Regions from separate parts of the Homo sapiens genome. Here region 1 is linked to region 2. A link is a loop called in an ENCODE intact Hi-C map of the cell type or tissue named here. Cell type or tissue: adrenal gland. All regions are shown on one strand.

Region 1 (8,000 bases), 380 kb after region 2:
AGGCTTAAATGAAGCAAAAGCGAACTCCGTGTCTTTGGGATGCAGGCATGGGTCTGCAGCCAGCTGTGGTATATGCCCTGATTTAACTATGAGTAAAGAGGCTATTTGATTAATCAGTTCCTAGCAGGTTTTATGCATTAAATTTACTTTTACAAAATCCAGAAGTTATTCTTATCTGTATCTCTCAGTTTGACTGATTAATTATCTATGGTTCCCCAGCACATACCATGATCACAGTAATGTTCTTTGGAGATATAATCATCAAAGAGCATCCCTTGGTTAGTGTGGTACATGAGAAGGGCATAAATAATGAAACAGAACAGGGGCCATTAATCCGTTCTGTTTTGTTTTCTGTGCTTGGAGGTTGGTTTACCAGGTAGGGGGTAAAGAGTAGATGGGAAGTGAGGGGGAGGAAAAGAGGAAAGCCTATAGGTCAGAATTTTGCGCGGTTCCTTTCAGCCAGTCCCTCTCCTCGGACCACGCACCCTCAATCCCTGGCAAGTCTTGAAGGCTTAGAAGTTTTCATTGTGGTTTGCCAAGCTTTAAGTATGCACATGACTCTCACTGGGAGCTAAAAATGTATTTCCCTAACACCAGATGATTAGAAGAAATTGCTTGATTATACGACATTTATGGTTCAAACATGAACCTATTGTTTAATGCAGATTTTTAAGCAGTTTTTTAAAAACAGAATATCGAAAGTTTGACAGGTCAGTGCTAATTAAGAATGCAGAAGAGGGGCCAGCCACGGTAGGTGGCTCACACCTGTAATTCCGGCACCTTGGGAGGCCGAGGCAGGTGGATCACTTGAGGCCAAGAGTTCCAGATCAGCTCAGCCAACATGGTGAAACCCCGTCTCTACCAAAAACACAAAAATTAGCCAGGTGTGGTAGCAGACACCTGTGGTCCAGCTATGCTGGAGAATCATTTGAACCCAGGAAGTGGAGGTTGCAGTGAGCCGAGATCACGCCACTACACTCCAGCCTGGGCGGTAGAGCAAGACCCTGTTTCAAAAAAAAAAAAAAAAAAAAAGGAATGCAGAAGAACAGAGGGCAAAAAGTGAAGCTTTCAAATCATATCTCCCCCTGACTTTTGAAGGGGCTGAGGAGCTGCTAACTGAGTAGAGATTAATTGCCAGGGTTCACTCGGTAGACCTCAATTGTGTATCATTCTTCCTAATGTTATGGAATATTTATGTCAAGAAATCCTGATGGTTTGCTCCTCTGTAATAACCCTTTGCCTGTTACCTTTTCCCCCTGTGTTTTTTTGTTTTTGTATAACTAGAATGTTTCTATTGTATAGACATTTTAGAACAAAATTGGGGTTGACCAGCTTATTGAATACAAATCTCCTTTTCTCAAATGTAGCAGTCAAGAGCTGTGGGGTGGCAGGTTTTCTTACCACATACTAATGAGGGCAGCTGGGTGAGTGCCCTCAGGCAGAACTAAACTTTGCACGCGCTACTTCTCACATCTCCCTGTGGGTAATTAAGTGGTGTGGTGCTCCAGCCTGCTAAGGAAATGTCAGCCCTTGCCTGGGCTGATTTTTTTCCAGTGGAGGAAAGCAAAGCACAATAGATCTTAACCAAATAATGTAAATACAGAAGGTTTGAGAGAAGCACGTTTTCTAGAATCTCTCATTCAGCTTTCCCAGACAGTTGTAAACCAAAATATTCACTAGCAGTATGACTCTAACAATTTCAAGGAAACAGACATTGGAGTATGGAATGTTTCACTGTTATTTTCCTCTGGCATAATCGTGAATTTAAACGATTGGCCCATTTCTCTGGTTGAAGGAAATCATTCTTTCAACCTTCTAAGAAGACGAGTTCTATGGAATTTAATCACTTTTGCTTTATAATTTTTAACAAAAGAATCCAAATTAAAAAAAAAAAACCAGCAAAGTAGCGAGTGAGGAATGAAGACCTCAAAATCTACAAAATGTAAAATCTACCAGCTTTGTATTTTGACCCTGTCAAACCCATATTTGACAAGCAAAGCAGTGTGGCCTTTTTCCTTCGAGTATAAATTTCACTTCACTGTATCTGCTTAAGTTGTAGCCAGGAGAGATTGGAAGTTTTATAACGTGATTGAAATGTAAAGCTCAGCCAAACAGGAGTAGGAGTAGGTTTTGCTCAATTGTCATTGATTAAGGGGTTCATCTTATCTATCCATCTGGGGTGCCATAGTAGGTGCATGCTCTGGTCCTTTGCACTCTTCGAGGGCACTTACTCTTAACAATGTTTTGAGATTTTTTTGTGGTAGTAGTGGTGGTAGTGATGGTGGTGATGGTGGTGGTGATTCTTGTCATTTGTAATTGGGACTTTATAACTATAGGATTGGTTAAGAGGAATTGAGACTATTAGAGAGAGAGCTGTGTATAGATTAATAGCAGTTAATTTCTTCTGTCTTCCTCTAAATTTCTCTCCAGAATGTGTCTGTCTCCCTTTTTCTCCGAGCTTCTCTCTCTCTATCAGTCTCTGACTCAATTTGTCTGTGACCTCTCTTTCGAGTAGTAGTAAAAACATTTTAGTGTCCTTATAGTTCAGTTAGGAGATAAAGTTCATGGCCAAGTGCTGTCTCTGTCTTGATCCTACGGCCCTTCCCAACTTGGTCCTCCTTGCTCAGTGACTTAGCCCTGGGTCCTTGCAGCCACCCTGCTGAAGCTCACTCCTCTGGCCCCCTGTGCGACCAGTCAGTGCTGTTGTGTTTGCACAGAGACCAGCTGCTAGGTCCACAATTGCAAAACAGTTCCAATCTACAAACTGTTTTCATGAATGTCTTTTGTATGTCTGGAAAACATTAAATGTGATTTCACAGATGAATGATTTTGAAAGTTTTTAACTTTTAATTAGACTATTTTTAATGACTTTTTGTAAATGGATTCCCAGTAAAGCATTTTGTTTTACCTATCTGAAGACATAATGAGCTAAAAAGTTGAGATATTTAGTATCAGGTTTTTGGGTGTTTTTATTTGTTTTTGTTTTGTTTTGTTTTGTTTTGAGACAGAGTCTCGCTTTGTCACCCAGGCTGGAGTGCAGTGGCTTGATCTCGGCTCTCTGCAACCTCTGCCTGCCAGGTTCAAGTGATTCTCCTGCCTCAGCCTCCCAAGCAGCAGGGATTACAGGCACAAGCCACCACGCCTGGCTAATTTTTGTATTTTTAGTAGAAACGGGGTTTGGCCATGGCCAGGCTGGTCTCGAACTCCTGACCTCAAGCCACCATGCCCAGCCAGGTTTTGTTTTTTTTTTTTTTTAATATAAAAGGATAATAGAATGAAAATTTGAAAAACACAAGTATAAATACATATGTATATATGAAAGTGTGTATTCATCTTCAGAATAAAATAATAATAGAAACATTCATAATTCTCCCACCAAGAAAATTGTATTTTACATTGTGTTACATTTGCTTGTAGTCTTTTTTTTCGTTTAATGTAATATATGTACACACATTTGACATTTTACTCTATAAAGCAGTTTGTAAATTACCTCTTCTTTCATTTAAACTTATACTTCTGAGTTGTTAAATGTTCTTTAAAAATATATTAATGGCTGAACAATACTCCATTGTATGGATGTACCACAGTGTACTAAAAATTGTTTACTTTTTTAAAACAATTTTTTAAAAGGGGGGGTTAAAGGAGGATAAAATTCTCTGTGTAAGGCGTAAATCCTTACATACATCTCTGATTACCTTTAGGAAAAAAAACAGAAATGAAATTATTTTGTCAAATGAAAACATTCTGTGATTTAAAATTTTCTATTTTTATAAAATAGATACTTAATATACATATTTGTATATTGGACGTTTACTTTTTGGTATATACCCCACCCAATATGGCATTTAAAAATAAAGCTATCTAGTTTCTACACAGGACTCTTTATAATCAATGACTTTCAGATCAAGTAGTAGCATAAAATTATTATTTTGATCCTAAAGAAAGAAAATTAAGTATTATAAGTTCTATCTTGATAACTACAAAACAGACCCTCTAGCACAGTGCTGTGACACTATAGTCTTCGAGTGAACAAAATTGAAGAGATTTAGAGATAAGAATTACGACCTTCTCTTGTAAATGAGACTCGCAAAGCACAGGAAGAGCTAAATTATTGACTTTTTGCTCTGTAACAACACTAAGAATAGCTAAGACTTGTTGCCTTCTTACTAGTGTCACAATTTGAAGTGCTTTATGGGCATTAAATCATTTAATCCTCATAACAATCCTACGAGGTAGGTTGAATTATTCACCTCATTTTACAAATAAGGAAAGTGAGGCTGAGGGAGGTTAAGTCACTTTCCCAAGTATTTCACCGAGGAGGTGGAATTCCATCCCAGAAAGCCTGGCTGCAAAGCCTGCACTCTCCACCACTGTGCAATGCTGCCCCCTAGTGCAAGTGTGCATACACGCTGCTCAGGTTCCTTCCCTGAGAGGCTGCTCATAAGGAAGAAAAAGGCAGAAATGTGGAATGAAGGGCTGATAACCAAACACACACACACATACACACACACACACGTGTATATACACACACATATCTGCAGGCATATATATAGTTGATATAAATATATGTCTATATTTAACAGTATATGAGTAGCATAAATAAGATTAGTATACTTTAAAATGTTTAAAGAGCTTTTATTTATATTTTCCTATCTGTGAGGAAGGCACAGTGGAGATTATTGAACCCATTTCACAGGTGAAAAAACTGAGGCTCAAAAGGGTTAAAACATCTTGCCCAATGCTCTACTGCTGGGAAAGGCAGTGTGGGGATTAGAAGCCAGATCTTCCAGCTGTTAGTGCAGTGGAGCTTCTGCTCCCCTTATTCCTCCCCAGCAGTACCTCTCCTACATGTCCAAAGGCATGAGCAAAAATGAATGAGAAATGGTACAGACAAGGAAAAAGGGTCTGCCTTCCCATCTGTTTAGATCTAGAATCCAGAAGGAAATGAGAGAACTGCTCTTGGGCGATGACAGTGTAGTGTTAACAGAAAACAGAGAAGGAAGAGCTGCTCAATTCATGTTTTGCTTCCATTCTCTTCAGTAAGAAGGATTAACTTCAAACAGAAAACTCAAGGGAAATAGATGTGGGTAATGTAAATACTACAGGCATAAATCCTTTCAGGAGACATGAGAACTTACAACTGACAGCCTAAGATAACTACAATCACGTGGGGTGGGGGGTTGTTATTCACCCCATTATAATATAAATTATTCCTAATGACACCAGATAAATAGGTGCTGTTAATGAGCTGCACTTGGAAATAAAGATACCACTTACTGACCAGATAACATGAGGCCACAAGTATTGCATTTACACTCAGCCACTCATTGGCCACTTTAGCCTCCCTTGTGGCCAGGGGCAAACATTCGCGAGATGGCTACTTTCAGCCAGAGTTCAATAGGCACGGTGCTATGTACACACTAGGTACTTGGAAAATATTTGTTGAATTAAGCAGAATTGGACTGAACTCTTTGATGAGGTTGTCCATAAGCAGAGATCCCTTGCTCTAAAATACAAACTTCCTATGTGGCCTTAAGAAAAGACCAAAGTCATTCCAAGTGTGTCATGAAACAAAGAGAAACTAAGTAAGAATAGGACACATACAGGAGCGTTTGGAAATCATAAAGTTTGGCTCTTCTCTTAACTCTCTTTATTATTCTGGTGAACTGGAATAATAACTGTGTACAATTACATTTTAATTTATGCTCCAAATGAAAGAGCACTTTTTAAAAAGTAACATTTTAAGTGTCAGAGAAGAGACATATTAAACTATTATTTCTTTCTCAGTGATCATAAAAAAACATGCATTCTGAAGTCAGGACAGTGAGATGCTTAAAAGCCCTACATACAGGGTAATAAATAAGATGAATGAATAATTGAAATTTTGCATTATGTGGCACCAATAGATTAATTTTTACAAGGGAACTTATTTCAAGTAATGATCTTAGGAAGTGATCTCTCATTAGTAGCCATCAGCGCGTGGAGGTGGCCAGCCTTTCCTACATAAAGCAAAGCAGCAAAGTTGAGTTCTCACTGATATGTCTTAAGAAGAGAAACAAGAGTTACAGGTGTAGATGAGTTGCAATGCATGAGTTACAGGTAACTAATATTCACCCTAACAAATCAAGCTGGTCCTAAGGTAGATCCTGCTGGCAGAACATACAAAGCATTTTTCCCCCCATTGCTAACAGTCGTAGAATTTGTGAATTCAAGCAACTCTTAATGAGTTTTAAGGGGACCCTCAGTGCATAATATGGAAAATATGCATCTTCCTTTTCAAATTCTGTAGACATGTAATCCTCCAAACAGGCATAGCCATAAAAATAAAACTAATCTTTAATGGATGTTGATTCAACAACAAAGATATTGCCTCTTTAACTGTCGTATTCGTTGGAGGAGTAAATGTGTTGTATGTGTGTGCGTGCATGTGCATGTATGTACGTGGGTCATGTGTTTCTGAAAACATGAACTGATCTAAGAAGTTCTAGTTATGATTCTCCTCATAAGGCCTTTGGAAGCTGACACCTGCACCAGTTCTGTGTTTCACAAATTAGAAGTTGGTTTCTGCTACTTCCTTTTTTTTAATGTCAGCCCTAATTGTTTGTCTTACTCTGATACCATTCTTAGTGACTTTGAGAGTGTATCATGCCTTTTTATCCATAATGAATGACTATTAGCATCAATTTTTATTACATTCCAAATAACCATCAATTTCTCCTTCAATTACATGTGTAAATGTCATGTGGTTATTTTCTGCCCTGTGGATTAGATAGCAATCAGAACCAGAGTGACTTTAACTTTAACTGACCCACAGAATAAAAGTGGTTCAAATTATAGAGCAAGGAAGGGGGAAAACAGACAGAAACTCACGATGATCATCTGAGCAGTGAAAAAAATAAATACATAAAAGTTGAGTGCAGGAGTGAACCCCAACGACAAAGTTGCCAGATAAAATCTCTGTCTTCCTCAATTCTTGGCTTAGCTTTGGTGCTATGACAACTATCCACATATCAGGGGACTTATGCATAAGTATCCCAGAGTCTGTTTCTGTTGGTTTTGTTCATCTCATGTTCTTTCTACCCTCTGGAAGGCAGGGTGATTAAGGCTCCATGACATTATATTTTTAAATTAGGAGTTTACACATAGGGTATGAACTGTAACGAATTATTTATTGAACACCTACTAGTTCTAGACACTGTGGAAAGCTCTGGGAATACAGCAAACAAGACAGCTGGGATTCTTACTTTATGGGGCTTTCAGTATAATGGAGAAGAAAGACATTAAACAAATAATTACAAATGTTCAATGCTGTAAAGGAGAAGCCCAGGATGCTGTGGAAATATAAAACGCAAGATCTAACCAAGTGTGTGTAAATGTGTGTACACGGGACTGGGGAAAGGGAGTGTGCAGAAGGCTTCCCTGAGGCACTGCTGCTTAAGCAGAAAACTGAAGGGCGGAGCAGAGTTGTCAGTACTGCAGTGCTGGTGCTTAGTTCTCAAATCTGGGAGGTACCGTGCACTTAGACCATGATGTCAATATGTGGCTCACCCCTGCAGTTGCAGGGCTCGCTTCGCACAACCATCCCCAGGTGTCTCTGAGCAGGAGTGGGAGTTGGCTAGCTGATTAGCAGAATTAGATGGGGAGAAAAATATTGCAGAAAGAAAGCCATTATGTCTTTGAAGTAGCACAGAAAAATGTGTTATAATAGAAGTAGAGCGTGTCTGGGAAAGAAAGTGGGGTCCCACCGGCTGGGTTTTATACACATCATTACAGATGTGTCATTTTATCCTGAAAGAAATGGAAAGCCACGTGTATGAAATGCATCAAAAACATTACCCCTAAAGAAGATCTAAATGGAGGAGGGCAAAATTGGGCTTTAGGACTAAGATGTAGACTTTTATCACAGTTACAATGAGAATTTTTGCTTCCAGGATTAGGACCCTGCCAGATTTAGGAAGCAGGATGTACAGTAGTTGGGTGCGGGAGGTAAAAAATAAGGA
Region 2 (8,000 bases):
CAGACAGATAGGCTGGAATGCAACAATTAGGTTGTAGCTTACATTGCTGTTCTTGAAATAGCTGCTTCCTTTTTGCATTTGACAAATCCACGGTGAGCACCCACTCTGTGCCAGGCACTTGCCAAGTCGAAGGTGGTTTCCCAGTTGTTCCTAGCACTGCTTTCTTCAGCCTTCTCTAACGGAAGGGAAGCTCTCGTAGCTTACTACTCTAAGCCATGCTATGCTCCTACTAGATTTCCCTCTCAGAGAATGACCTTTCCTGATCTTGTCCCTCAGCGCTGAAGACATCCTATTAATTCCCCTTTGCACTGCCTACAATTACTACCAATGGCAGCTACTGCGCAGCCAACTGAGAAATGAACCCCCATGGAAATTGCCATCCTTGCCCAAGGCTAACAGAGGTCTCTGGCAGGTCCTGGTGGACTTGTGAAATATTAAATATGTTCCATATTCTTTGTACATTAAAAAGTCAAATCTGAGAAATCTCCTTATGCATTAAGTATCTGTGTCTACATGATATTACACTCAGCACTCAGCACTGTAAGAAGAGATTTAGTTATAGTCTTATTTCCGTAGAATCTGTCAAAAGTAGACCATGAGCCTAAACAAATCTGAATATAAAGACAATCTATATAAGGGCAAAAAATGCAGACAATTGAGCAATGCAAAACATTGGTTAATGTAACTTGCTGTCCATTTCAAGAACAAGTGCATTAGCAGAGCAGTGAGGAGTGAGAGAGCCTTAAGTGGCTAATGCTCACACCCGATGGTGCAGAGGGAAGCTATTAGACCTTTTCCAAATAGTTCTGGAAGACTGTGTACAGGAGCTGGGATTTCATGAGCTATTTGGATGCTAGAAGAGAGATAGCTTGGCAGACAGAAAGAGAGAGCATTCCAAGAATATGGCACAGTTTGGAAAAGGCTTGTGTGGAATGACTAGGTGATGGAGATATTAAGCCAATTGGCTTGAACTGAGTGGGGGCTCCTTCCAAGGAAGGATTTCAAATTTGATTCAAAACAAAATAATGGCTTTCTGTAACATTATTATGACAACTAACAATATATTTTTGAATCCAGTGTGTGCTACACAAATCCAGACTCAGGTCCTGGAGTTCCTAGGATAAGAAGTCTCCTGAGTAATGATGGGAGAATAAGACACGGGAAATAACAGCATCAGCTACCCTCAGGCATAAGCATGGCTACCCCCACTCCACCTACTCCAATCCATGGAGCCCAAGAAGCAAACCGGCAGGACAGCTACTATAGAAGGAGAAAGGGTTGTCCTCAACCCATTGCTGGGAGGAAAGAGAAATGGGGCCTCAGTCTTGGCATCCCTGCTCCTGTCTTTGGTGTTGTGTTCATGAGCACTGAAGTTCTGAACACAGGGCTCAGGGGCCCTGGGCCTTGAGAGGAAGGCCACGGTCTATACCTGCCTTGTGTTTCACTTCAAAACCTAAGTAAGAAGGTATTTATCGACTGCCATGCTTTTGAAAATTCTAAGAATATTTGTCGCTTTAAAGAAGCTTATCAGCTAAATGAAGAGAGAACTCATATCCATTTGAGAAGTTACAGAAGGACAATAAAATTAAGAACTGTCACAAAGAGACACTCTTGCCTGTCAAATGATGGGATCTGACAAGTGTGGAGGAAGGCAGTATTACTTTAGGTTGGAAAGACCATTAGGCGGAGCTAGAATATGAGTGTGTCTTCAAGAATGAGTCAAATTTAAACAACCAGGTAGGGCAGAGCATTGTGGGAAGGCACAAAACCTCAGAGGAAAAACATGGTGGCCAGAAAGGCAGGTCAAGATGGAAGGGCACTACCATGCTGTCCAAAGCAGAAGGGCCTAGAGGACGTCAGAGGGAGAGGAGGCAGGAGAGGAGGTGAGGGCTTCATCCACGACAGGAAATTGAGCTCATTTCCTCTGTTGTTGCAAGGAATGAACTCATCAGAGATCAGCACTTTTTGCCCAAGTTCTGCGAAAGAAAAGTTTATATTTTGAAAACCTTTAATAAGTTATTTTTTCCCTTTCCTAATACAGTGTTGAATTGCCAGTGCATAGCGGAGGTAAATCATCCACCCAATGAGATGATTTTGCTAGCACCATCTGAAGAGCTACCAGATAATTTGTCTTTGTGAAGGGCCGTAAGCATATTCTTGAGCTCTGCTACTGCTCCCAGAGCAAGCACCTTGCGGAAGGGCTCTGGAGTGCAGCATTTGGCACGTCCCGCTGCTCCGGCCATCTGCTGCACCTTACAACGTGGTCTGGCAATTCAGAAGATGGCACGGGCGGCCCGCAATATATCCATATGTTATTCTCCTCCTCCTCGCTTGAGAAACAGAACAGCCATCTTCAAGACACCACCAGGAATTCCAAGTCACGTGACTTCCTTTGTTTCCTCCAGACCAAAGATATCAACATTTATTTTAAAAGGGCAAAAACACACAGCCAGTCAGTCTGAACAAAAACCCTGTGAAGGTGTTATTACCTTACTAGTTAGCCTCAGAGTATGGGAGAGGGAATTCCCGCTCTCCTCACCCCCCACAAAAAAATGCCAACTAATGTTGAGTGCCCTTACCTGACTTGGGAGGAGTGGTTCCCGGGTATAGTAAGGGTTTCTGTGAAGTTATGATCAGCATCACTACTTTTTGTAGTTGTGTACGAGATTTTGTAACCTAAAGCCTTGCGACTCAACGTTGGTCCATGGACTAGAAGATTCTGCGTCGCCTAGGAGCGGGTTAAAAATTCAGAATCTAAGACCCACCCAGATCCTCTGAATCAGAAGCCGTATTTTCACAATGCCCCCAGGTGATTCGGGGGCACATTAAAGCTTGGAATGTACTGATCTGGAAGAGGATACTCAGAAAAACTTCCGCCCATGTAGTTTTGAAGATTCTGGGAAAAATAAACTTGATATAATAAATGAAGTAGGACTACTATGCCATCTAGGAATTTGTACAGAATGCTTACAGAGATTTTTTAACTCATAAACTTTATTCCCCAAATAAAGTTTTTCTTGTTTTTGTTTTTGTTTTGTTGTTGTTGTTAATAATAAGTGAGTCCATAGCATTTATCCGAGGAATCCATACCCACAGAAGTAAAAGGACATCCCAGGGTTATGTTATCAGCCCCCCTCCCTCCTTAGGAAGCATTCACTGGAGAACTTCTCTGGAGCCTTGTTTCAATCTGAGATCTGCACTGAACTGACCACTTCTTGATTCAGGACACTGAAATCTCTGCATATGGGTTTATTTAGAGGAGAGGCTGCGAACGCTAAAGATTTGCTTGTTAACCTTATCAGCAGCTGCTGTGTGCTGTGGTCCAGTGCTCTAATCTGGGTGTCAGGCCTGGGCACGGCATCCTCCACGCTGGTGGCTGCCTTTTCTTCTCCTGCTGGCCGAGTCTGCTGTGGACTCTATTAATGAGGGGTTTGAAACCCCCTTTGGCAGGGAAGAGTGTCTTCCTGCTTGCAGTTTGAATTGAAAATGAATTCCCTATTTGCACAGTACCATGACACTTCGTATAATATCATTTACTGTCCCCCAGGCAGGAGTAGTTCTGGACAATACTTCTTAAACACTTTATGCCCAATATCATGTGGGTTACAGTCGCTCATATGGAAAAGAAAAGGACAGTTTAAAGCTTGAACAAGAAGAACAAAAATGCCTCCTAGGCCTCCAAAATGTCCACCTAAGATTCCAGCTTTTAAGGCAGAAAAATGACTAACAGGGACCATATTTTGAAATCATTAAAAGTGGATGTGTTTAGCCGAGAAAATGAAAGAAGACATAGGAAAAATTAATTCCATCTCTTACAGAGTGATTAAAAACAGAGATAACAAATTGTCAGTTAATGAAGCATACAGACTGGAGAGGTGATGTAGATAATAAAAAGTGGATTATTCAGCGTACTATTTTTAATTGAAATATATATAGGAAGAATGTTAGCATAAGTCATTTTGTACTAGTATTGTTGCTAAAATGAAAAACTAAGTGATTCGCTTTCTTCGAGTTGATCACACATGATGGTCCTGAAAGAGCGGAGAAGTACAACCCAAGGATTAAATCCCTCTGGATTCAAAATTTGCACTTGATGATCTACAGGTAGAAGCATGAACACTGACTTTTTTTTTTTAACCATCTAATCATATATATATATATATATATATATATATTTTTTTTTTTTTTTTTTTTTAAAGACAGGATCTTTCTCTGTCACCTAGGCTGTAGTGCAGTGGTGTGATCTCAGCTGACTGCAGCCTCCGCCTCCTGGGGTCAGGGGATCTTCTCACCTCAGCCTCCCAAGTAGCTGGGACTACAGGTGCCCGCCACCATGCCCGGCTAATTTTTGTACTTTTTTGTAGAGATGGGGTTTCACCTCGTTGCCCAGGCTGGTCTTGAACTCCTGAGCTCAAGCGATCCACCTGCCTTGGCCTCCCAAATTGCTGGGATTACAGGCATTAGCTGCCACACCCAGCCCATTCATAATCTTTTTAAGCATTCTGGTTTCATAGCCTCCATAAAACAGGAAAATTAAGGGTACATTTTTCGCTTATTTATTCAAATGACAAGTATTTATTGGGCACACAGCCACCTCAGGCACTGTTTTGGGGCTATGAAGTTGTAATCACTGAACAAAAACACATTCCCTACCCTCGTGGAGCTTACCTTTTAGTAAAATATACATGCAAATAAATAACCAGAAAGATAATTGCCTTACAATTCTGACAGAGATAATTGGCAAAAGAAAAATTAGCTGCACACAAAAATACATTAACATCTGGAGAATAATGAAATTATGAGCAACAAGCATCAATGAAATCATGCCAAATTCAAATGATGGCAGCTCTTGGTAGGCTTCCAGAATTAACTATTAAAAGAACATATTAGCCTTAAACCCAGTGTGTCTTCTGTGACGACTGTGGGGGGGTTATGTCAGGCTGCATTCATGGAGGATGGACAGATGCCAGGATATTTCACAGGAACCTAATTGTTCTTCCCTGCCAGGAAATCACTGTAGCGTGACATGATCCCAAGGATCAAAGTGCCTGAAGACCAGAACTCCTGGAGCAAGCTTGCATTGCTTTCAGGTGATGCTATAGATCACCCAGAATGCCCTGCAGTGGCCAGTGCCCCTGAACGAGGACTGGACCCCTACATTTACATGGGTTGATTCTGTGCCCTCGAGCAAGTTACTAATGTCTTTGAACCTCAGTTTTCTCATTTGAAAAATGAAAATCATAATACATCAACATAAGATCAGTGAAAAGAATAAATGATATCCCATATATATACACACACACGTATAGTCAATATGTACAATGCTTGCTGCACAGTTAAGTGTGCAACAAATGTTAGTAACCTGCTCCAATCTTATAACTGCTCAACAATAAGATTTATAAAGGCCACACATATTTGACAAGACAGCCCAAACTTTCACACTTTACCTCTCAAGCACTTTTGCCCATTAGACCTTACCCCTCTAAGCTGCATTTCTTGTGCATATTTGGGATTCGGTTCCTGAAATGATTAACAATCATTCAAAATATCACTTGCTTGCTCTTGCCAGACACTAGTTCCGTTTCATCAACACACCCATACTTAGCTATACAGCAGTTCCTGTTTGTAAAATTACTTGAAGATTGAGTTAGATTTTTGTCCTTATATAAGAAGTAGGAGTGGAAAGCTGAAATATGAAAGAGTAGAGACTAGCAATAGGAATGTCTGTTTTTATAAGCACAACACAATCAACAGAAATGTTTAGGTGTGTTTCTAGCAGGAAACTCTGAGTCAGCCTCTCATTGGACTAATGAGGGCTCAATGTGAATTACAGGTTGGGAAAAACTACATTGGAGAGAATATACAAGATACTAGATCAATATTGGAATTAGATCTAAAAGTGAGATCAAATTAGGAAATAAATGTGTGTGTGTAGTGTGTGTGTGTGTTTCAATATTGGAATTAGATTTAAAGGCGAGATTAGATTGGGAAATAAATCTACGTGTGTGTGTGTGCCTCTGTGTGTGTGTGTGTGTGTGTGTGTGTGTTTCAATATTGGAATTAGATTTAAAGGAGAGATCGAATTGAGAAGTAAATCGTGTGCATGTACCTGTGTGTGTGCGTGTGAGTGTGGTTAACTTTACTGAAAAAGAACTCCCTTTCTAGTCTGTGAATCTGTTGATCTATTGTTTGTCTTTCATGTATGTATTCTAGAAAGCATTACATGTAGAAGTACGGACTTGCCTCTATCTAGTTGCCTTTTTTATTTGTTTATTTCCAGCCTCCTGCAAAAAGGAGGTGATCAAGTAGCAAGTTTCTCTAATCTCAGTATTCTTCTCCTCTGAGCAATCTGACCAGGAGACTACAAATATTTGTTGGTCACCTACTATGTTCCAGGCATCATGTCCCCAAGGGTATGTCCCCTGCTAGAGTTAGCAGAAAGATCTGGCATGGATTCAAACAGATTGAAAAATGAGTAAGACAGGAGACCACTGGATCTGCAAATCTGATGAGAAAGCTTCCTTTTTAAGCACTTCGGCCTAATTCTCTCTCAAAATATGTATGGGCTTAGGCTTTCATAGCAGCATACTTAAAGGAACTAAGGCTCTGCTTCTCAAGGTAAAGCCATGCAACTCTGTGTACACTGGCAGGGACTGCGAACCTTGGAAGGGAAGCGTGGCCCAGTGCCGCTGGAGGCTCAGGCTGTTTCTAGTTGCCAGGGATAAACCCCTTTCCAGCTCCGGAAAGCTGACACTGTGGCAGGCTTCTCCTCTACAGCCGGGACCTAAATTAGATCCTTCTATACTCCAGCTACTTGATCCTCAAATCTTTAAGATTTGGCCACCTTTAGACGTTTCTCCTTAGGCCCTTTTCTATAAGTCCTTTGAATATTTGCATATACTGATTTCTTTTTTTTTTTTTAAGTGCAAAGAGAGAAAAACTTTATTTTTTAATTTTTTTTCTACTTTTATTTAAGTTCAATGGATACACATGCAGGTTTGTTACATGGTGTATTAGTCTGTTCTCACGTTGCTGTAAAGAACTACCTGAGACTGGGTAATTTATAAAGGAAAGAGGTTTGACTCACAGTTTTGCATGGCTGGGGAAGAAGCCTCAGGAAATTTACAATCACGTGGAAGGTGAAGAAGGAGCAAGCACCTTCTTCACAAGGTTGCAGGAGAGAGGGAGAGCATGAAAGGGGAAGATCCCCTTGTGAAACCATCACATCTCATGAGAACTCACTATCATGAGAACAGCATGGGGGAAACTGCCACTATGATCCAATCACCTCCCACCAGGTTCCACCCTTGGCACTTGAGGATTACAATTTCAGATGAGATTTGGATGGAGACAAAGACAAACCATATCACATGGGCGCATTGCATGCCGCTGAGGCTTGGTGTACAAAATGACCTCGTCACTAAGGTAGTGAGCATAGTGCCCAATGGGTAGCCTTCCAACCCTCTCCTTCCTCCCCTCTCAAGCAGTCCCCAGGATCTATTGTTCCCATTTTTGTGTGTAGGAGTACCCAGTGCTTAGCTCCCACTTGTAAGTGAGAACCTGTGCTGTTTGGTTTTCTGTTCCTGCATTAGTTTGTTCAGGCTAATGGTTTCCAGCTGTATCCATGTTGCTGCAAAGGACATGATTTCCTTCTTTTTCATGGCTATGCAATATTCGATGGTGTTTATATACCATTTATTAATGACACTTCAAACTTGGTAGGCTAAGACTAAAATTTTGTTGTTAGAGCTGAAATCATAGATTACTGCAGCTAAATGGGTCTCAGATTCTAATTCTTCATTTTTGTGTGTGTGATTAAACTGAAGTCAAGAGCGACTGTCAGAGAGAAGAGAGAATGAATAAATGGCACAAACCTCCTTAGCAGCACGGGCCGGGCTACAGTGTTCTCACCCCAAATTCATTGTTGATTGGGCCCTCTTTGCTGCATCAGTTAATGACATCACCAAAACTCCACTCACCTTTAGTTGCAAATGCCTTCC

What was found. Peaks named below come from ENCODE experiments on the same cell type or tissue, not always from the same donor. Only the 100,000 strongest peaks of a DNase experiment are listed, where the experiment ranks them.
Region 1: it touches region 2 in a loop (4-fold over the local background); 76 of 110 quality-filtered maps call a loop at or near these places.

The regions. Positions count from the first base shown.
Region 1 is chr4:181,524,386-181,532,385 of GRCh38, forward strand. It overlaps a transcript of TENM3 not described here. Among named protein-coding and RNA genes, the nearest start is that of LINC02500, 260 kb to the left of the region's middle. In adrenal gland, a CTCF peak has its summit at 4,386 (motif pointing left); a DNase peak (open chromatin) is centred at 4,386.
Region 2 is chr4:181,145,375-181,153,374 of GRCh38, forward strand. All of the region lies in intron 2 of LINC00290 (long intergenic non-protein coding RNA 290), which reads right to left. Among named protein-coding and RNA genes, the nearest start is that of LINC00290, 9.8 kb to the right of the region's middle. RefSeq lists an enhancer at 1,427-2,626. In adrenal gland, no CTCF peak of the experiment used is centred here; a DNase peak (open chromatin) is centred at 3,354.